Regions from separate parts of the Homo sapiens genome. Here region 1 is linked to region 2. The links are chromatin loops, found by intact Hi-C in ENCODE. Cell type or tissue: ascending aorta. All regions are shown on one strand. Each heading gives the region's core, and the rest is flanking DNA. Links, peaks and the distances in the headings are about the cores only.

Region 1 (11,047 bases), core at 1,592-9,591, 120 kb before region 2:
GCCAAGACAATGCAAGGGAAGTAAAAAATACCAAAGTGAGAAAATACTGCTATTGTAGCTTGAAGCTTAGAGGGTACATTCCTCCCTACCTTAACTTAAATACTCTTTCCACAGAAGCAAGAAACAAAGACAGATCCCTGAAAACCAAGAGTAATAGAGAAAGTGTTTACATGAATGGACACAGGGGCATGTTTTGTTCTTTCTCAGCGATCCTTTGTTGTTGCAGAGACTATATATGATCCTGATGGGCAAGAGGGCCTAGTGATTTGTCTTTTCATTCTCCTCCACTAATGATCCTCTGAACAGTCTACTGATCACATTTCCTTGCCCTTCATTCTTTTTAAAAAGACCTTTGAAATTTAGTTCTCACTCTCCATACTCCCAATCCACCCATGGCCATTGCTCTTCCTTATGTCAGCTCTCTGCTTTCCCACATCACCTCCTAAAATGCCATTTCTGTATTTTGTTTTGAGAAAGCTATACTTGTATCTGATAGTTATGAAGTCATGTGTAATTACACTTTTATCTTTTCTGGTCATTACCACATATATATACCATATAAGAACACTGAAAGTAGTCACTCTGAAAATGAACCTCAAATTTATTTTCATGCCATGGAAACCAATGTTTCCAGAAATCATAAGTAAGTCACCCACATGGATCAAGATCATGTTTCTTACTCCCCAGCAGAAGGACTATAGCTGGCCCCTCTTACAACATTGGGGAGGGGTGCCCCAATTTCATGCTATAATCACCAGAATTTGATAGGATGCACATGGCTAAGACAGAGACAATCTGAAGATGCATGGAGATCCTGGAAATGATGCTTGCTGAAAGAAGGGAGGCATCTAGACATGCTTTGCCTCATTCACAACATTTCTATTTTAAAAATTAATATTTTAACTTTTATTTTAGGTTCAGGGGTATATGTGCAGGTTTGTTATATGGGTCAACTTGTAACTTGGAGATCTGGTATACAGATTATTTGATCACCTGGGTACTAAGCATAGTACCTAGCAGTTTATTTTTTTCCCTGAACCTCTCCTTCTCCTCACCCTCCTCCCACAAGCAGGCCCCAGTGTCTGTTGTTCACCTCGTTCTGTCCATGTGTATTAGTTCATTCTTACACTGCTATAAAAAAAAGTACCTGAGACTGGGTAATTTATAAAGAAAAGAGGTTTAATTGGCTCACGGTTCTGCAGGCTGAACAGGAAGCATGGCTGCGGAGTCTCAGGAAACTTACAATCATGGTGGAAGGTGAAGGGGAAGCAGGTGCATCTTACATGGTTGGAGCAGGAGGAAGAGAATGAAGAGGGAGGTCCTATACACTTTTAAACAACCAGATCTTGTGAGAACTCACTCACTATATGAAAACTGCAAGGAGGAAATCCACCCCCATGATTCAGTTACCTCTCACCAGGCCCCTCCTCCAACAATGGGGAGTACACTTTGACATGAGATTTGGGCGGAGACAAAAATCCAAACCATATCATTCTGCCTCTGCCCCTCCCAAATCTCCTGTTCTCACATTGCAAAATACAATTATTCCTTCTCAACAGTCCCCCAAGTCTTAACTCATTCTAGCATTAACTCAAAAGTCCATAGTCCAAAGTCTCACCTGAAATGAGGCAAGTTCCTTCAGACTATGAGCCTGTAAAATCAAAAGAAGATTAGTTACTTCTAAGATACAATGATGGTACAGGCATTGGGTAAATATACCAATTCCAATAGGGAGAAATCAGGCAAAACAAAGGGGCTGCAGGCCCTATGCAGGTCTGAAATTCAGCAGGACAGTCATTAAATCTTAAAGCCCCAAAATAATCTCCTTTTACTCCATGTCTCACATCCAGGCAACTCTGATGCAAGGAGTGGGCTCCCAAGGCCTTAGGCATCTCTGCCCCTGTGGCTCTTTAGGGTACAGCCCCCTTGGCTGCTTTCATGGGCTGGTGTTGTGTGCCTGTGGCTTTTCCAGGTACATGGTGCAAGCTGTTGATGGATCTACCATTCCAGGGTCTGGAGGTTGGTGACTCTCTTCTCACAGCTCCACTAGGCAGGGCCCCAGTGAGCACTCTGTGTGGGAGCTCCAACCCCACATTTCCCCTCCACACTGCCCTAGTAGAGGTTCTCCATGAGGGCTCTGCCCCTGCAGCAGACGTCTGCCTGGACATCCAGGCATTTCCATACATCCTTTGAAATCTAGGCAGAGGCTACGAAGCCTCAACACTTGTCCTCTGTGCACATGCAGGCTTAATACCATGTGGAAGCTGCCGAGGCTTATGGCTTACATCTTCTGGAGCAGCAGCCTGAGACATATCTGGGGCCCTTTTAGCCATGGCTGGAGCTGGAGTGTCTGGGACACAGGGAGCAGTGTTCTGAGGTAATGCAGGGCATTAGGGCCCTGGGCCCAGCCTGCAAAACTATTCTTCCCTGCTAGGCCTCCAGACCTGTGATGGGAGGGTCTGCTGTGAAGGTTTCTGAAATGCCTTCAAGGCATTTCCCCCATTGTCTTGACTATTAACATTTGGCTTCTCTTTAGCTATGCAAATTTCTGCAGCTGGCTTGAATTCCTCCCCAGAAAATAGGTTTTTCTTTTCTACAACATGGCTGGGCTGCAAATTTACCAAACTTTTATGCTCTGCTTCCCTTTTAAATGTAAGTTCCAGTTTCAGATCATCTCTTGTTTGCTCACAAATATAAGCATATGCTGTTAGAAGCAGCCAGGCCACATCTTGAAGGCCACATCTTGAATGCTTTGCTACTTAGAAATTTCTTCTACCAGAAACCCTAAATAATCATTCTCAAGTTCAAAGTTCCACAGATCTCTAGGACAGGGGCACAATGTCTCTAGTCTCTGCTAAAGCATAGCAAGAGTGACCTTTACTCCAGTTCTCAATAAGATCCTCATCTCCATCTGAGACCACCTCAGCCTAGCCTTCACTGTTCATATCACTATCAGCATTTTGGTCACAATAATTTAACAAGTCTCTAGGACTTCCAAACTTTCCCTCATCTTCTTGTCTTTTTCTGAGCCCTTCAAACTGTTCTAACCTCTGCTCACTACCCAGTTTCAAAGCTGCTTCTACATTTTCAGATATCTTTATGGCAATATCACACTCCCAGTACCATTTTTCTGTATTAGTCCATTCTCTCATTACTATAAAGAACTACGTGAGACTGGGTAATTTATAAAGAGAAAAGGTTTAATTGGCTCATATTTCTGCAGACTGTACAGGAGGCATGGCTACAGAGGCCTCAGGAAACTTACAATCATGGTGGACGGTGAAGGGTGAAAGGGAAGCCACAATGTCCTACATGGCTGGAGCAGGAGGAAGAGAGTGAAGGAGGAAGTGCTACACACTTTTAAATGACCAGATCTTGTGAGAACTCACTCACTATCATGAGAACAGCAAAGGGGAAATCACCCCCACAATTCAATCACCTCTCATCAGGCCCCTCCTCCAATACTGGGGATTAAAATTCATCATTAGATTTGGGTGGGGACACAGATCCAAACCATAGCACCATATGTTCTCATTATTTATCTCCCACATGTAAGTGAGAATATTCGGTATTGGGTTTTCAGTTCCTGTGTTAGATTGCTAAGGATAATGGCCTCCAGCTTCATCCATGTTCCTGCAAAGGACATGATTTCACTCTTTTTGTGGCTGCATAGTATTCCATGGTGTATATGTACCACATTTTTGTTATCCAGCCTACCATTGATGGGCATTTAGGTTGATTCCATGTCTTTGCTATTGTAAATAGTACTGCGATGAACATATGCATGCATGTGTCTTTATGGTAGAATGACTTATATTCCTTTGGGTATATACCCAGTAATGGGATTTCTGGGTTGAATGGTAGTTTTGTTTTTTGTTTTTTGAGGAATTGCCACAATGTTTCCCACAACATTGGACTAATTTAAACTACCACCAGCAGTGTATAAGAGTTCCCTTTTCTCTGCAACGTTGCCGGCATCTGTTATTTTTTGACTTTTTAGTAATAGCCATTCTGATTGGTGTTAGATGGTATTTCATTGTGGTTTTTGATTTGGATTTTTCTAATTATTAGTGATAATTAACATTTTTCCATATGCTTATTGGCTGCATGTACGTCTTCTTTTGAAAAGTGTCTGTTCGCATTCTTTGTCCACTTTTATGTTTGGTTTTTTGTTTTTGTTTTTTGTTTTTGGTCTTGCTCTGACACCCAGGTTGGAGTGCAGTGATGCGATCTCGGCTCACTGTAACCTCTGCTTCCCGGGTTGAAGCGATTCTCCTGCCTCATCCTCCTGAGTAGCTGGGATTACAGGTGTGCCACATGCCTGGCTAATTTTTTTGTATTTTTAGCAGACACAGGGTTTTACCATGTTGCCCAGGCTGGTCTCAAACTCCTGGCCTCATGTGATCTACCTGCCTCGGCCTCTCAAAGTGCTGGGATTACAGGTGTGAGCCATCGTGCCTGTCCCTTTGTCCACTTTTTAATGTGGTTGTGCAACATTTCTTGGGGCCAGTTCCAACTTCAGTTATGCAGCCTTTGGCTCAAGAGCCTTCACAGGATTTCCTTTGGCATTTGCTGCATTTTTGCCAATTCCCACAATATTGTTTGAACTGTAACAGTTTTTCCTTGTTTCTTTCTTTTTTCACCAACTGGGATCTAAGATTGACTTACAGAAGCAAGGTATGTCTGAAACGATTAATATTTCTCTAAGTCTCTATGTGCATCAAGATTTGTAACCTATTGTGAACTTGTGTAACAACCATTTAATCAGTGCAATTGATCAAAGTAGCTTTCTACACAAAAGTGGGTACCTGGCTATCATGTAATCATGAAAAAGCAACAACTCTGAATTTTATTATATTATATTTATGTGCTCCATTTATTATGGTGTTGCCCTCCAAAATGAAATTACATACCCAAATTAAAAATGCACTAAAATATTTTAGTGACAAGAAAATATTTTTCTTTTTTAATATCTGCAGAATGGGCACAAACATATTATACTGGGAATATTTCATTTCATTTTTAAAAAATCATAGAGGCAACATTATGCATTTAGACTCATATTGCAAAGAGCATTATTATTTGCTCTATTTTGACTCCTTTATATTTTCCTTTCTTTTTAAAAGAATATGCGTGTGTGTGTGTGTTTGTGTTGTTTTACTGTCTGGAAGATGACAAACTGTATACTTTAGTGACATAAATTACCTGAACAATTTACTGTAGATGCTCCTGGCAGAAAAGGCCACGTCACTCTTGTGTTTCCTTCTTTGCTGCTGTGAGAACGCTATGTTCCCTGGAGAGCCTGGTGAGGCCTGTCTGGGCTAAATTCTTTTCACATGCATGGTTCACTGCTTGAATACCCAAGAGGCAGAGCTTACTCTCTCACTCTCTGTCTGAGAATGGGTTTACCATTCTTGTGATTGCCCCTTGCATTCTGCTTTTCTGCCTCCAGTAATGTTTGGTATTTGATAATTTAGGGAAAAAGGACCACCAGCTATGCACTTGGACAATTATGAAATAAATGCTGTTTAGGGCATGCAAAGGTTTTATAAATTCTAGCCGGTGATCAGCTCCCAACCCAACGAATGCATTTCAATTGTGTTTATCTTTGCTTGCATATCTAGAAACAAGACATAAACACAGTTATCAACCATTTGGCACCTTTTAAATGGACACAATCATCCACTGTCTAACTTGTAGTGCTATTAAAGTTTGATGTGCAGTTGTAAGAAGCTCTGTTGTCTTCCTTTAATGGCACCAAATCAGGTACAGTCAAATGTTTGCAGACAAGATGCCAGCCAAACCTTAAAGCTGCAAAGGCTCAATCTACCTGGCCAGAAAGTGGTGGCCCCACCCGTTTCTCTATATGCATCCTAATTGTCTCTTTCATAAGTCTCCTGGAGGGCATGTGTATGAATACATTAAACATGTCTAGAAGATAATAAGTGGGGTTTAAGTAGTCTCAACTTTAGCCTTTTTGACTCAAAATATCCCAGACCTGGCAATGGAATGAGCGGGATTATCTGCCTTTTTGTTTCACGGCAGTCCAGTCATTCTGAATGTTACCTTTGGTGTTGCTCAAACACCAGGCATTTCACATGCCCTCAGCTAACAGAATAGCTGAGTATGACTGTCAGTTTCTCCCTTAGGTGGTCACTCAGTCCCAAATTTCCCATTTCTATGACTAATACCAGCATATTTAATATGACGTTGAACACCTTGACCTCCTTTATCTTCTCTTTCTCATGTTCATTACTACCATTACTAATTGTACCTGCTTACTACCACCCACAATTTGGTACATGTCTGGATTGGGAAAGCAGCCTCCTAATCATTTCTGTACATCCAGCTTTCCTCTCTGCTTTCTGCACAGCTGCCAGAACAAGCTCCTGCATATGCTGTTTGTAGCACATCCAGCGATTCATTACCAAAAACTAGAGCCTATTACTTAAGGTCTCCAACAACTGGTTTTCTTTTTAACTTCTCTCTTTCCCCTGTTATTTTCTCCTTTCTGTATCCAACTCAGTGTGCTTTCACCTCACTTCATAAGTGTTGCAAGATGTTTGCCCTTACATTTTTGCATGAATCTTTGCACCAGTCTGGGTGTTCGCTTGTCTTTTCTCTCTGCATCTCTCAAGACCTGAGCTCATCATCCACGAAACCACTCTCCTTTAATTAGGCTACCATTCTGATTACTTCTTCATTTTGCTTTCCTTGTCCCCTGTAAGTTTTTAGTCTATTGAAATTTGAGTCAAAATTAAGTAATTTTGAACCCAACGATGTTTTGTTTTATAATTATTCACAGCATGCTTCCAGTGCATTTGGAATGTACCTCAACCAAACTTTGGAATATACCTCCACCATATACATGATTAAAAACTTCTTAAAGTCACAGAATATGTCATCTACTGTTTTTTATACTACCCATATACCATGCTTCTATTCAGCCTTCGTGCAACAAATGCTCATGAGCATATAGGGGCTGCAGATACAGCAGGAGTGAGAAAGATAGGACTAGTTCTTGCCCTCAAGAGCTAGTGGGGAGTGGGCTCATCCAATTAATATCTCTGAGACACAAAGGGAATATTAGGCATGTGATTTCCAAAGGAACAAAAAGAGCATGTGCGATAACTTCACAAGCAGGAGCCAAAACAAATTCTGCATCATACCTAATGGCAAGAGAAATGAGAAAATTGCATCCAAGTATTTATTTTGAACAGCTGTGGGATGCAACAGTACAATTAGAAAATCACATGTCAGGCACTGGACACAGGCATCTGCCAGATTCTGTTGTCCTCCTATAGCCTCTCAAAATAGTAGGACCAGCGTCTGAGGGGTGTGGGGGCTGAAAATACTCTACATTTTGATCTGGGTTGTGGCTACATGGGTGTGTATATATGCAAAAAGTCAAGCCAGGTGCGATGGCATAAACCTGTAGTTCCAGCTAGGTTGCCCAGGCCGGTCTTGAACTCTTGGGCTCAAGGATCCCTTGAGGATCACTTCAGCCCAAGCGTTCAAGACCGGCCTGGGCAACATAGTAAGACCTCATCTCAAAAACAAGCAATCAAACAAATTCATCAAACTGTACCAATGTTATACCTCAACAAAAACTTTTTTAGGTTGAAAAAAAATGGTAAGAAGGGAAAAAAGCACACACTTTGCTTTGGCCATGCCTTCTTATTTATTTTTATTTTTATTTTGTGGGCATGAAGTGAGCATGAAGCCATCTGAATGAATTCTTGTCTCCTCCTGGGCATGTGAGCCTTGGGGTGAGTCAGCGAGTCTTAGAATGCTGAAGGGTTGGTATAAAGCAACCTTCAACCTGAAGAACAATAAACTCTGGCTATACCTTAGAACCACTTGGATGGAGCATCTCAAAAGAAATACCATTGCGTGATCCCCCATCCTCAGAGATCAGATTCAGCTGGTCTGGGATGGGGCCCTGTATCAGTATTTAGAAAAGATGCCACAGGTGTTTTTAATATGCAGTGAGAAATCCAAACCCCTAGTGAGCTCCATTCCCTCTATATAGAGTTAAGGAAATGGAACGTCACAATGGTTAAGTGATTTGCCGACGGCGATGCCGCTGGGTGCTCATCTCACCGTCTAGGGAGGATGTCCAGTCTACCCATGCCTGGAAGAACCACTGGCCTGACGTTACAAAAGAGGAAGTGATCCAAGCCTAGAATCAAATTCAGATGTTCTGATTCTTAACCTCTAGTTTGTTTCACTTCATCTCCCTCAAACGGAGGCATTATTATTGCTAAGAGATTTTGAAATAAAAATTGCAGCTATTGCTTTAAGCTAACTTTGAACTTGTTAAAGCAAGCCCACTGACTGGAAACATTAGAAAGAAACCAGGAGGGTGAAATTTACTCTTTCTGTTTTGTTTTGTTTTGCTTGAGACAAAGTCTCCCTCTATTGCCCAGGCTGGGACCCCAGGCATGTGATGCACCACCACATCTGGCTTTTTTTGTTTGTTTGTTTGTTTTTTAAGACAGAGTCTCACTTTGTCACCCAGGCTGAAGTGCAGTGGTACAATCTCAGCTCACTGCAACCTCCAACTCCCGGTTCAAGTGGTTCTCATGCCTCAGCCTCCTGAGTAGCTGGGATTACAGGCATGTACCACCACGACCAACTAATTTTTTCTATTTTTAGTAGAGATGGGGTTTCACTATGTTGGCCAGGCTGGTCGCAAACTCCTGTCCGCAAGTGATCTGCCTGCCTTGGCCCCCCAAATTGCTGGGATTACAAGTGTGAGCCACTGCACCTGGCTTAAAAAAAGAATTTGTAGAGACGGGATCTCACTATATTGCCCAGGCTGGTCTCAAACTCCTGGGCTCAAGTGATCCTCCCACCTTGGCCTCCCAAATTGTTGGGATTATGGACATGAGCCACCGCACCTGGCCAGTTTTTTCTTGATATGAATAAACAATGTTGATGACCCTCCCGGGCCCTATTCCCCATTCCCTTCTTCCCCAGTCTGTCCCTGTCTCCCCGTTGAGAAAATCTGTCACTTGGGTTAATACTTCTGACTCAACAGACTTCATGGCATCGCTCTGGCGCACTTCCACATTAAAATTTATAATAATTCAAGATTCCAGAAAAATGAGCAAAAAATTAGTCAGAAAAAGACTAGTGAAGAAACTGATGTATCTTAAAACATCCATTTGAGAAAAGGCTTCATCAGATCTTTGCAAGCTGGCTTAAGACTTTAAGACCGCTAGGCAATATACGCACTGCCCAATTGACTTGCCCTTAGGCCTCTCTGTAATGATAACTTGAAACCTATGTGCAACTTGTAAGACATTGAATAAATGTCTGTTTTAATGGCCTCTTTTCTGTCCACAGGAAATTTATTAGTGAGATCACCATTTAGAAGCAAATGTAAACAACCTTCTCAGAAATCTCTCAACCAAATGCACTGAACATAGCTCATTTGCTTACTGCTTTTTATCATTTTCTTTTTTTTTTTTTGAGATAATCAGGGACATTTCTGCATTCATATGTGATGACTTTTTAAAAAATATCACTTTGGGTCTGGAGAGTCATATAAGTTTTAGCTGGATGATCATTCTGTTTTTAAAAAAAGGACACAGTATATTCACATAAAAAAAGGAAAGTACATCTATAAGGTTCCGTGTCAATATGGTTGGATAATAGTACATAGATAAGAGATTCGTTTAGACTAGACCTAACCTTATTTCAGGGTTGGCCAACATGGGAATTAAGTTACAGTAGAGCCCTGGTGCTGAATAATACTCCAAATACAGCTCTGGTCTGTTGTAGAGAAGCGATACCATGGAGAATATTTCTCTATGTGCCCTCATCCTTCCTTTCTGACTTAGAGGAACAGTTGTTTCACTTTCCTTTCCAAAGCTAGACTTCTCATTTTTATTCTCTATCCTCTTGCCATCCTGCCTCCTCCAGGAACTTGTTATCTCATTCATCTCCTTTCTTTATCCTCTTCAATTTTTTTACCTCCGTTGAGGCTTTAATCTCTGCTGAAGACCTGAACAATCTACTTTTCTTTGAAGAAAAAGAAAACAAACAGAAACACATACCAAATTGATAAGCTGATGGGTGATCGTGGTGACCCTTCAAGCTTTCATTCATTTAATCCCTTTCATTTGATCCCAAATATCTAAACCAACTTGTCCAAGCTCTCTGAGTTCTCCACATCCTTTCCTATCAGTGACTGCTCTTTTCTTAAAATTCTCTTTTCTCTTAGTCTCTGGATCATGTCACAATTCTGGTTCTCATCCTTCCCTTGACTACTTTACATTTTCTTTATTGGCATTTTCTTCTCTTCCCACCTCCTAAATGCAAAGATCACTCTTTTGTCTCTTTTAATAGAGATGAGCTCTCACTCTGTCATCCAGGCTGTAATGCAGTGGCACAATCAGAGCTCATTGCAGCCTTGGACTCCTGGGCTCAAGCGATCCTCTTGCCTCAGCCTCTGGAGTAACTGGGACTATAGGCACATGCCACATGCTAGCTAAGTTTTCTTTTAATTTGTAGAGATGAGATCTCACTCTATTGCCCAGTCTAGTCTCAAAATCTTGGCCTTAAGCGATCGTCCTGCCTTGGCTTCCCAAAATGCTCGGATAACAGCTGTGAGCCACCACCTCTGGCCCAGGGATCACCCTAGATTTTACTTTTGTCTTTTTACATACTCTTCACCCAAGAACTCATTCATTCTCATAATTTCTACTGTCCTCTCTTAGTGGCATGACTTTCAAGACTGTCTCTAGTCCTGACAGCCCTTCCCAAGAGCTAATCTCACTTCTTCAATCATCTTTTAAATACTTTATTCAAATGATCCTCTGCTTCCTGCCAGAATTCACAAACTCCTGCCCCATATAGTAGCTCCTTAAAATCTTCATTTTGGCAAATGGTGCTATCTTTCTTCCAGGCAGCTAGGCTCAGAATCCTTGAGGCATCTTGCTCTCTAGTCTTGCTTGACTTCTCTGACCAATTAATCGCCTGTCAATTATTCATTTTTCTAAAACCTTGCTTTCATTTTCCTTTTATTTCAACTTTCACT
Region 2 (11,047 bases), core at 1,688-9,687:
TTTATCCAAATTGTAAATTAGGGCTTTGGATCCAAAAAGCTTGTTATGTGTGAATTATCTTTAAGTCTGGGAGGTATCTTTTCCTAGTAAACTAACTTCTCCATGTACTGAGTATGTATTTCATAAGAAACTAAAATCTCACTAGGGGCCGGGCGCGGTGGCTCACGCCTGTAATCCCAGCACTTTGGAAGGCCGAGGTGGGCGGATCACAAGTTCAGGAGATCAATTCTGTCCTGGCTAACACGGTGAAATCCCGTCTCTACTAAAAATACAAAAAAATTAGCCGGGCGAGGTGGCGGGCGCCTGTAGTCCCAGCTACTCGGGAGGCTGAGGCAGGAGAATGGCGTGAACCCGGGAGGCGGAGCTTGCAGTGAGCCGAGATTGCGTCACTGCACTCCAGCCTGGGCGACAGAGCGAGACTCCATCTCAAAAAAAAAAAAAAAAAAAAAAAAAATCTTACTAGGTAAAATAAGTTGGTCACCCTTATTTATTATGAAAACCAAATGGTCAATTGTAGAAGTTTCTAGGAAACGCTTCCCAAACAGCCCCAATCTTAACTCAAGAAGCTGTTTTTGCCAAAGTCAACTTGGCTTGTGGTAAGTAGGACTGATCAAAACATCGTTCATCAGAATAATAAAGATATTCCAAGTGATGTTTCAAAACCACTGTAAAAAAATCCCTTGCATGTGTAAATTGGAGGAGCAGCAGTTTATGCAAGGAAAGGTTTTTTTTTGTTTTTTTCTGAAATGGTATTTCCTGTGGGACTCTTGGTCAGGATGGCCTCGTTTGGGACATGCCATGTGATTTTTCTATCAGCATCACTCTCCAGACTCAGGGGAGGCTAAGTGAGCAGGGAAGTCATATATTTGACTACAAGTGGAAAAAACTCTTGGTGCTATTCACAGAGCCTTTACAGACATGAGATTGAGATACAGATGTGTAGAAAGTCCTAACCATCCACATCAATCTAAAGGAACTTCCTTGTTTGGTCTCCCTGATTGAAACAGGAAATAATCATCTTCGGAAACGTAAAGTGGTCAGCTCTAGCCATTTTGTGGGTTGCAAAGATTTTTCTTTCCTGTTATCTCCCGGGATGTTATCTCCAGGAAAGAAGAAATAAGCACAGACATGAGAAGTCATCAGCAAAAGGCCTTCTAGAGCTCCAGGTGTACTTTATTATGTTGTGCTGATTTTGCAACAGCCAACATTCTTGTGGACTAAAACAGTCACTTCGAATTCCATTTAATCTAAAAGCCAAAACCTCTGCCAAAGAGAGATTATGGCTGGAACACAGACCTTAATAAGGTACATAACTAGCGACAACAACAGAAGTTAAACTGTTCTTTCTTCTAGGCATCCTTGTTAGTATTTGTTAAATATTACCATTTAAAAACTAGTTTTATAGGAGAAAAAATATATTTTAATTCCTTCTTTGGCTGTGAGTGAGATTGAATGGTTTTTTATGTTTGTAACCTAGTTATCATGTTAGTGACCTAGTTATATGTCACAAACCAAATGCCTGCCCCATTCCCTTTAAAATTTTGTTAATGCCCTTTGCACATTTTTAATTGAATTTTCATTTATATTTCCTTGTTTGCACATTTGTTCAATATGCAAATATTTATTTTTTATATTTTAAAATTGACAAGTAAATATTGTATATATTTATGGTATACAACATGATGTTTCGATATTTGTGCACATTGTGGAATGGCTAAATCATATGCATTACCTCACATACTTATGTTTTTGTGGTGCAAACACTTAAAATCTACTCTTAGCAATTTTCAACTATATAAGATACTCTTATCAACTATAGTCCAACATGACATACCATAGATCTCTTGATGTTACTCCTCTTAACCAAAATTTTGTGTTCTTTGACCAATATCTCCCCATACCCCTGTTCTCCAAACTCTAGTGACCACCATTTTACTCTCTGTTTTTATGACTTTGACTTTTTTAGACTCCACATATAAGTGAGGTCATGCAGCATTTGTCTTTATGTATCTGGCTTATTTCATTTAATGTCCTCCAGGGTCATCCATGTTGTCACTCATGACAGTATTTCCTTATTTTCATGACTAAATGTTATCCCATTGTGTATATACACCACATTTTCTTTATCCATTTATCTATTGATTGATACTTAGATTGATTCCATATCATGGCTATTGTAAATAGTGCTGCAAAAAAACATCAAAGTGCAGATGTCTCTTTGATACACTAATTTTCTTTCCTTTGGAGAAATGTCTGCTTGTGGGATTGCTGGATCATATAATAGTTGTATTTTTAATTATTTGAGGAATTTCCATACTGTTTTTCATAATTCCCATATTAATCCAAATTGCCACCAACAGTGTACATTTCTCTTTTCTCCACATCCTCAACAACATTGGTATCTTTGGTCTTTTTGGTAATAGCTGTTCTAACAGATGTGAGGTGATATCTCATTGTGGTTTTAATTTGCATTTCCCTGATGATTAGTGATATAGATCATTTTTTCCCTTTTTACATATATTCCTTATAAACGTATGCATATTCCTTATAAAATAAAGTGGCCGGGTGCAGTGGCTCACACCTGTAATCCCAACACTTTGAAAGGCCAAGCTGGGCGGATCACCTGAGGTCAGGGGTTCGAGACCAGCCTGGCCAAACTGGTGAAACCCAGTCTCTAGTAAAAGAACAAAAAAATTAGCCAGATATTGTGACGGGCACCTGTAACCCCAGCTTCTCGGGAGGCTGAGGCATGAGAATCCCTTGAACCCAGGAGGTGGAGGTTGCAGTGAGCCGAGATTGTGCCACCGCACTCCAGAGCGGAACTCCATCTCAAAAAAATAATAATAATAAATAAAACAATAAACTAATCCTCTGATAGATATCTGAATTTGTTTAAAGAGAAGTTTAAAATTTCAGCATGTAACCATCACTTGGGTTCCAAAGGGGATTGGTTCTAGGACCCCGTGGATATCAAAATTCAAAGATGCTGAAGTCCCTTATGTAAAATGAAGTAGTATTTACATACAATCTATGCCTATCCTCTCATATGCTTTCAATAATGTCTAGCTTACTTATAATACCTAATACAGTGTAAATGTTACATAAGTAGTTGTTACGGCATATTTCTTATTTATATTATTTTTATTTTTACTGTTTTTATTTTTAATTTTTTGGAATATTTTCGATTGGTGGTTGGTTGAAGTCATGAATGCAAACCCATGGGTCCAGAGAGCAAACTGTCCTTAGGTTGATCACACTCTTTCTTTCTAATTATTTTCTATCACGTCTATTCTTAGTGTATTTTCTGCATTGCAATCTGCTAAACATACACTCCTATTTTCTCCTAGTTTTTGAAGCCTTTAGGTTATATTTAATTTCTTAATACATCTGGAATTTATTCTAGTCCCTTTGTGAGTTAAGTTCTAAGTGGAATTTTTAAGATATCAAATTAATTGTCCCAGTGTTTACCAAATATGCCTTCTTTCCTCATTGATTTGTGACCTTAGCAAGAGCAGGCCTGAGAACTACACAGGCTTATGTCCTGCTGTCAGCTCCTTACAAACCGAGTGATCCTGAGCAAATCCCTTTAACCTCTCGGCTCTCAGTTTACCCCTTTGTGAAGTAGAGGTAATGATAGCCAACTGCTATGGTCACTGTGAGGATGAAGTGAGAAAATGCAGGCAGAGCAATGTTCCTGGTAGGTCACTAGCGCATTTGGCGGTGTTATTAGTAATAGTAATCGGTCTCCCTCTCTGTAAGAGCTAGTAATGGAAGCTCTGACACTGGTCTGCAGGAGAGAGAAAACCGTCTCTCCCCTGTTTCTTCCCAGCCCATTCCATCTCTGACCTCATCCCCTGCTGCCAGCCTACCCCATTCCCTCCTCTCCAGTTTCCAGGCTGCCTCTGCACCAGCCAGGCGCCTTCTGCCACAGGCTTCACTCTTCTCTTCCAAGTCCCTGGATGTTTCCCCAGTTCACACCTGGCTTGCTCCCTCACCTTCAGAGAGCCTCTGCCCAGCTGAAACCTTCTGACTGGGGCCTTCCCTAAACCCACCCACTTAAGTTTGGACCTCCTCAGTGCCCTCTCTCATCCTTCCTTGTTTATTTTCCTCTACAGCAGTTACCACCTCCATATAGTTTGCTTCTTTGTGTATTATCTGTCTTCCCCGACAACAGAAATCTCCCCAGGGTCAGGGCTTTTATCTCTGTTGTTCATTAGTGTATTCCCAGGGCCTGTAATAGAGCCTGAAATGCAGCATGTGTTCCATGCATTACTGTTGAATGAATGAATTCTTGAACATTTTACTTTATATTGTTGTAACCTAACAATCTGTGGGGGTGGGGGTGGGGGTATTATCAAACCAGAGAGTAGAGGAGGTAAGAGATGTGACAGAAGGAGGGCAGCGAGCACCCTCTTAAGGGGAAGGCTTCATTGGAAGCACCCTTCTGGAAGCCCCAGCTATGGAAAGCGTCTGTGCAGACTTGTTCATGTGTCCGCCCTCTGGAGAAGGGGACTGGTGAGAACTAAATGGTCAGCCTTGGTTTGATGAAAGAGAAGCAGGAAAGGAGAAGCAATGGCCCTTCTGTGAGTGGGCATTGTCTCTGAGTGGGGGTTTTGCCTATTAGAGCCGTTAAATAACATGCATGCTAAGTTATGGACTATAGTGATAAAACATTCGTCCTAGTTTGTTAAATGCCATGAGACAGAAGACTCTGTAACTTAACACCTAGCAATCCTATGTAGCACAATTCTTAACGATTTCTATAAACAAACCTGACTCTTAGATATTACCTATTTTTCTGCACACTGTGAAACATCCAAGTGTTTGACAACTGCAAGTTGCACTAAGTCTTTTGGCATCATCTTGATTTCGTGACATTCTCTACATGACTACTGGGAAAGTTAGATTTGCTCTTAGTTTTCTTTTTACACAGTCACCTGGGGGCTCAAGAGATGTCTTCATGCTTTATTCTAATGTTCTCTTTATTTTACTGTGTTTACTTAACAAAATTGAAATGCTCTCCTGCACGAACTATACTACCAAAAACCTTTCAAAGGAATTCTTATCACTCCCATGAACTCACGGACATGGGTTCCCAAAGACTCAGAGCTAGGGGAGTTTTCCTCTGCGTCTTTGTCCTATCTCTTTCCAAACCTACGTAACCTTGTTTAGTATGCCTTGTTTTCACTTCTCCCATTTCCAGACGATTCAGAGCAGAACTCCAAAACATTTTCCTCAGATTTCTATGTTCTTGGATGACTAAAGAAGTTTTAACAGTGAAAAAATAAAAATAAAAAAAAAGAGGGAGGGAGGGGTATGACTTCACTCTCTAAGCTGCAAGTCTTTTATAACCCCTCTTGGACTTGAGGCAGAGCAGACTGGCCAAAGAGAGCATTGGCTGTTGCCTTAGCAACTTCCTGACTCACTGGCTACTTGCCCTGCGCAGAAGCCCTGAAGGAGCTGAAACCATGTAACCTCCATTAGAAGGCCCTCTTTGGCCCATGTTTACTGTTGAACACCCAGTGAAGATGTGGTTTTGAGGAATGAGAGACAACCAGTGATTGCCTGCCCATACATGAAGAGGCAGGTATTTCAAAACCAGGATGCCTTGCCTGATATAAGCACAGATGAGTCACATGAGTTGGCCTTGGGGACAAAAACTTGTTGAGATCATACGAGCCAGTTGGCAGCACAGTCCCTGTGTCACTGACTAAGGGGTTCTCTGTGTCATACTGATTAACGAAGTTTCGTCGTGTTCCCTAGAAATGGTAAAACAATCCACAGAAGTTCTCGTTTGCTCAGTGGATGGGCACATAAGTTTGTTGTTGTTGTTGTTGTTTTTGAGATGGAGTCTCACTCTGTCACCCAGGCTGGAGTGCAGTGGTGCGATCTTGGCTCACTGCAACTTCCACCTCCCGGGTTCAAGTGATTCTCCTGCCTCAGCTTCCCGATTAAATGGGACTACAGGCATGCGCCACCATGCCTGGCTAATTTTTGTATTTTTAGTAAAGACTGGGTTTCACCATGTTGGCCAGGCTGGTCTCGAACTCCTGACCTCAGGTGATCCACCCGCCCCAGCCTCCCAAAGTGCTGGGATTACTGGCGTGAGACACCGCGCCCGGCCATTAGTTTTTATAAGTTAAGTCTTGCCTTGATGTTCAGTTCCTGATTGTTCAAGCACGAGAGGCATTGATTAGTATAGATAACCAGACAACAGGCATTTATTTACTAGGTCTCATGTTGTTTGACTTCTAGTCTCAGTTCTGTGATTATTGTGAAAAATACAAAAGAATTATAAAACACAGTCTCAGGTTTTAGGGAGACTGAACTCAAATTAACATCAGAATGATGAACAGGTGGTGGAGAAACAGCCCCAAGGCTTATTTGCATGTCAATCTCCATGGCAGAGAAGGGCCTTTGAGGAAGAGGTTTGCACAAAAAGGCTTAAGTTAGAAGTGGGGAAAAGCTAGACTTGGAGAAGCCATGCTTGTCCCCCAGCCTGGCCCATGGACTAGGTGAGAGGATTCTCGAAAGAGAACCTGAACAAAAATAGGAAGAGGAGACTTTAAGATATACAAAGGCTGGTGCAGAGCTGCTTTGAGGCCTCAGTGACAAAGAACAGGACACAGTAGGGACAGGGAGGGAATGGGGAAAGGGACATTCCCCTCATGTACACTTGGGGTACAAATAGCACAGCTTGGGTGCCCCACAGGTCTGCAGCTGGGGAAGCACATAAGATCAAAACTCTGGCAGTGGATCCAGGTACTGACAGGCACAAGCAGGCAATAGTGGGCATCACATGTACCAGTGTGGAAGAGCAGGGAGGGCTGCTGCTGAGCACATGGGAGGACCACCAAGGGAACCCTACAAATAACTGGGAGAGATCTGGGGTGGTGAGCGAGGTCCTCGTTGTCCAAGTAGGTGCAGTGAGCCAGTAAATTTCACCTTATTACTCAGTGTTACCTTATTTGCCCCCACATGTTGGAGCTGATTTGTCTGACCTGATTTTTGGAGTTTCTCCAACATGTATGAAGAAAACAGTGGTGAGGCAGTTCTTTCCAGGACACAGCTTGTCAGAGAAGGGGCATGCTGGGTGGAGAGAGAGGAGAGGCTCAGAGTCTGTGTCAGTCCTGAACAAGTGAAGTGAATAATGTGAACGTCATTTTTCATTTCTATGACATTTGCCCTCCTCAGAAGATTTTGGTTACTGAAATGACTTAAGATGGTTATAAATTCCCAGACTGAAAGAGAATAGGAACAGAAGGAAACATTCTGATAGAGGTTAGGTAACATTGGTAAAGTGGACTATTGCTCTCACGTGAAGTACTGTATTTACTTAAAGGGGAACTTGGCTAGGTATGGTGGCTCACTGTCATCCCAGTGCTTTGGGAGACCAAGGCGGGTGATCACTTGAGTCCAGGAGTTCAAGACCAACCTGGGCAACATAGCAAGACCCCATCTCTACAAAAGAATTTTAAAAATTCACCAGACATGATGACATATGCCTGTAGTCCCAGCTGCTTGAGAAGCTGAGGCAGGAGGCTGACTTGAACTCAGAAGTTCAAGGTTGCAGTGAGCTATGATCGCACCATTGCATACCAGCCTGGGTGAGACCTATGTCTAAAAAAATAAAAAATAAAGTGGAACTTTCCAAGTGACCTCAGACACTGTGCTGATTATGGCCACCCTCTCTTGCTGGCCAAGTAAGACAAAGGTTAACAGGTTGATTGCAGTGTGAGCAAGGCAGGTTATAAAGGGGAGATTCAGTTAATACATGCCACTCTCAATCATTAACAGCTGCACATAAAAGTATGCATCTTCTAATCAAGAGATCAGATGGCTCACGCCTGTAATCCTAACACTTTGGGAGGCCGAGGCCAGCCTGAGATCAGGAGTTCGAGACCAGCCTGGCCAACATGGTGAAACCCTGTCTCTACTAAAAATACAAAAAATTATCCAGGCATGGTGGTGAGTGCCTGTAGTTCCAGCTACTCAGGAGGCTGAGGCAGGAGAATTGCTTGAACCTAGGAGGCAGAGTTGCAATGAGCCGAGATCACACCACTGCACTCCAGCCTGGGCAACAAGAGTAAAACTCTGTCTGAAAAAAAAAACAAATTACCATGTGAAGAAATGATTTCACCTGTTTAAATAAGTCCTCCAAACTCCACCTTTGTTTTTCTTTTTTATCTTTTGACATTTGATCTAAATCATACTTATGTTAATACAAAGATCAGAAACCTGGAAAAAGATGGACAGGTAGGCTGCTCCTGTTTCTTGCAACTTCCGCAAGCTTGAAGATGTCTAGAATTGTCTATGGCTGATATGTTGCTTTTGGAAAATCTATCATCAGAATATTAAAGCCAATGTGTAAGAAAGAACTTTTATAAACTATGTCATCCTCTGCTTCCCTCTGTTACCTCCAGAAATAACTGTGTTTTCAGGGATATTTTACTACTGTTTCGGGAATGAAAAATCAGTTGCTAAATTGACATAGTCACACTTTGGGAGGCCGAAGCAGGTGGATCACGAGGTCAGGAGATCGAGACCATCCTGGCTAACATGGTGAAACCCCGTCTCTACTAAAAATACAAAAAATTAGCCGAGCGTGGTGGCGGGCACCTGCAGTCCCAGCTACTTGGGAGGCTGAGGCAGGAGAATGACATGAACCCGGGAGGCAGAGCTTGCAGTGAGCCAAGATTGCGCCACTACACTCCAGCCTGGGCAACAGAGTGAGACTCCGTCTCAAAAAAAAAAAATAATAAAAATAAATAAATAAATAAATAAATAGACATTCATTCTTCTGTGAAATATGATTTCAGATCAAATAATAGATTGCATCTATAAATAAGATCTCAGAGGAAATGTTTATGTTTGGTTCATTATTAACAGCACCTCTTCAAAATGATACGATTTTATGTCTTCTGTGTGTCAAAAACTGTGAAGAAGAGTGTAATATTTCACCTTGCAAGCTAACAAGTGAACCTGCCACAGTTTCATGGATGCTGGCTGTGTTAGTCCATTTTGTGTTGCTATAAATACCTGAGGCTGAGTAATTTACAAAGAGAAAAGGTTTATTTGGCTCACAATTCTGATGACTGGAAACTTCAAGATTGGGCATCTGCATCTGGTGAGAGCTCAGGCTTCTTCCACTCATGGTGGAAGATGAGGCGGGGCCAGAACGTGCAGAAATCACTTAGTGAAAGAGAAATAAAGGGGTAGGGAGGTACCAGGTTTTTTTTAACAACCAGCTCTCAAGGGAACAAAGAGAGTGAGAATTCATTCACCCTCTCTCTACCCAGGCCCTTCCTGTTTATTCAACCATTCATCTAGCACTCACCACCATGACTGAAACACCTCCCATAAGGTCCCACCTCCAATGTTGGGGATTAAATTTCAACATGAGGTTTGGAAGGGACAAACATCCAAATCATAGGTTGGCAGAAGACACAAGACTCTTGGCTCAGAGATGAAGAACTTTTTGACTCACAGCAAAAACACTAGGCAGAGTATCAGAATTCTCCAGTACCAGATCCAAAAGTCCCAATTGCCACAGTGCAGAGCAAAGAGAGCTAAGTGACATCTGTACACACAGTGGGTTGCATTACAAGAAAGTAAACCAGGATAGGTAACCAGAGTCTTCTAGAATGAGCAGTAAACATGTTTGCACTGTGTTCCAGAAGGAGGCACCATCTCTGTCTTCAAAGACCATTTGCTATAAAACATTGTTGAAACAATTGTCCCAAAGGCAGCCAATACCTCTGTTCACAAAATGTGCAGAACATGAGATCTGCATTATGAGTTGTTCTCATTCACACATATTTTTATTAGGCAAATGTCCATGTCATATCAAATAATATAAATTAAATGCAATAGGTCCCCCCAAAGTAACACTGGAATATGAATTTGACTTTCAAATATATAGTCTTAATTCATGTGATGCAGAATTCCCTTCTCAGTTAATACTTTTAGAAACATAATCATACAATAATAATAATATAAATAAAATATATTATTATATAAATAATATAAAGAAATGTCCCTTTTTTCTAAAGTGACAAATTAATATTTGAATTGAGGTTATTAAGTTGGAAATCAAGTAGAAAACCAGTTGGAGGCCTTTGCAAAATACATTCAATTACAAGATTTAGAAGAAAAATAGATAAAATTTCTCTTTTTAAAGTGTTGATTCAAATGGAGACATACCAGAATAAGCGAATAATCAGAAGGAAGGTTGTTTGTTTTCCTCTGTTGAGAAAGAAGCTCTTGAGCTGAGCATTGGCCAATTGTGAGACACAGCTGGTTGGTAGGAGGTTGTCTCTAAAGTTCACTGATGTTAAAGGATACCCCAGAAATGTGGGATGGAAAGAAAAGGAATTGGTTCAATGAAGGTTTTTTTCAGTGATAGATAAATACCGATCGACTAATGTTTTGTCATTGTTGTTTTTGTCTTTTTACAGCTAGAAATACTTGCTTACTAAAATGCATGTTCTTATCTCTTTCATTTTTCTTACTCATGATTTCCAAATCCCAAGCCAGGAAAGATAATAACCTGATAAATCTTAGATATACAACATTTATTCAGATAGCAAAAGCTTCAGTGGGTTGTGCTTCCGACCTATAGTATTTGATAGAACTTTAAAACCTAGCCTGTTGAAAGTAAACTGAGTTTATTCTGTTCCATTTATTTATTGAGATAAATGTGTATCTCTTTGGCTTTGGCATTTTTAGAAGTTTAGACAATATCTTTTTGTAATCCATGCTGTTGTTAATATCGACCTGTGTATTCTTATATGCTATAACTTGAATGTGCTAGAAAGCTATCCCTTATACTTTTCTCCCAACCTAGTGACCACATATACATAAATGAATAAACAAATCAATAAAATTACATTTTGGCATCGAAGTGCCTGAAGGTTTGTAAATAGGATGTTTTTCCCTAACGAAGAATAAAAGCATTGATCCTGGAGCCAAACTGTTTAGGTCCAAATCATCCCTTTAACTTATCAGCAGTGTGACCACGGGCAGTTTACTTCACTTGCCTATGCCT

Evidence for each region. Peaks named below come from ENCODE experiments on the same cell type or tissue, not always from the same donor. Only the 100,000 strongest peaks of a DNase experiment are listed, where the experiment ranks them.
Region 1: it touches region 2 in a loop (9-fold over the local background); 4 of 110 quality-filtered maps call a loop at or near these places.

What each region holds. Positions count from the first base shown.
Region 1 is chr6:12,349,396-12,360,442 of GRCh38, forward strand. No RefSeq gene overlaps it. Among named protein-coding and RNA genes, the nearest start is that of EDN1, 65 kb to the left of the region's middle. In ascending aorta, for the core only: no CTCF peak of the experiment used is centred there; DNase peaks (open chromatin) are centred at 4,466 and 5,286; H3K27ac peaks cover 2,616 bases.
Region 2 is chr6:12,467,287-12,478,333 of GRCh38, forward strand. No RefSeq gene overlaps it. Among named protein-coding and RNA genes, the nearest start is that of LINC02530, 110 kb to the right of the region's middle. In ascending aorta, for the core only: no CTCF peak of the experiment used is centred there; DNase peaks (open chromatin) are centred at 5,665 and 7,045; H3K27ac peaks cover 5,339 bases.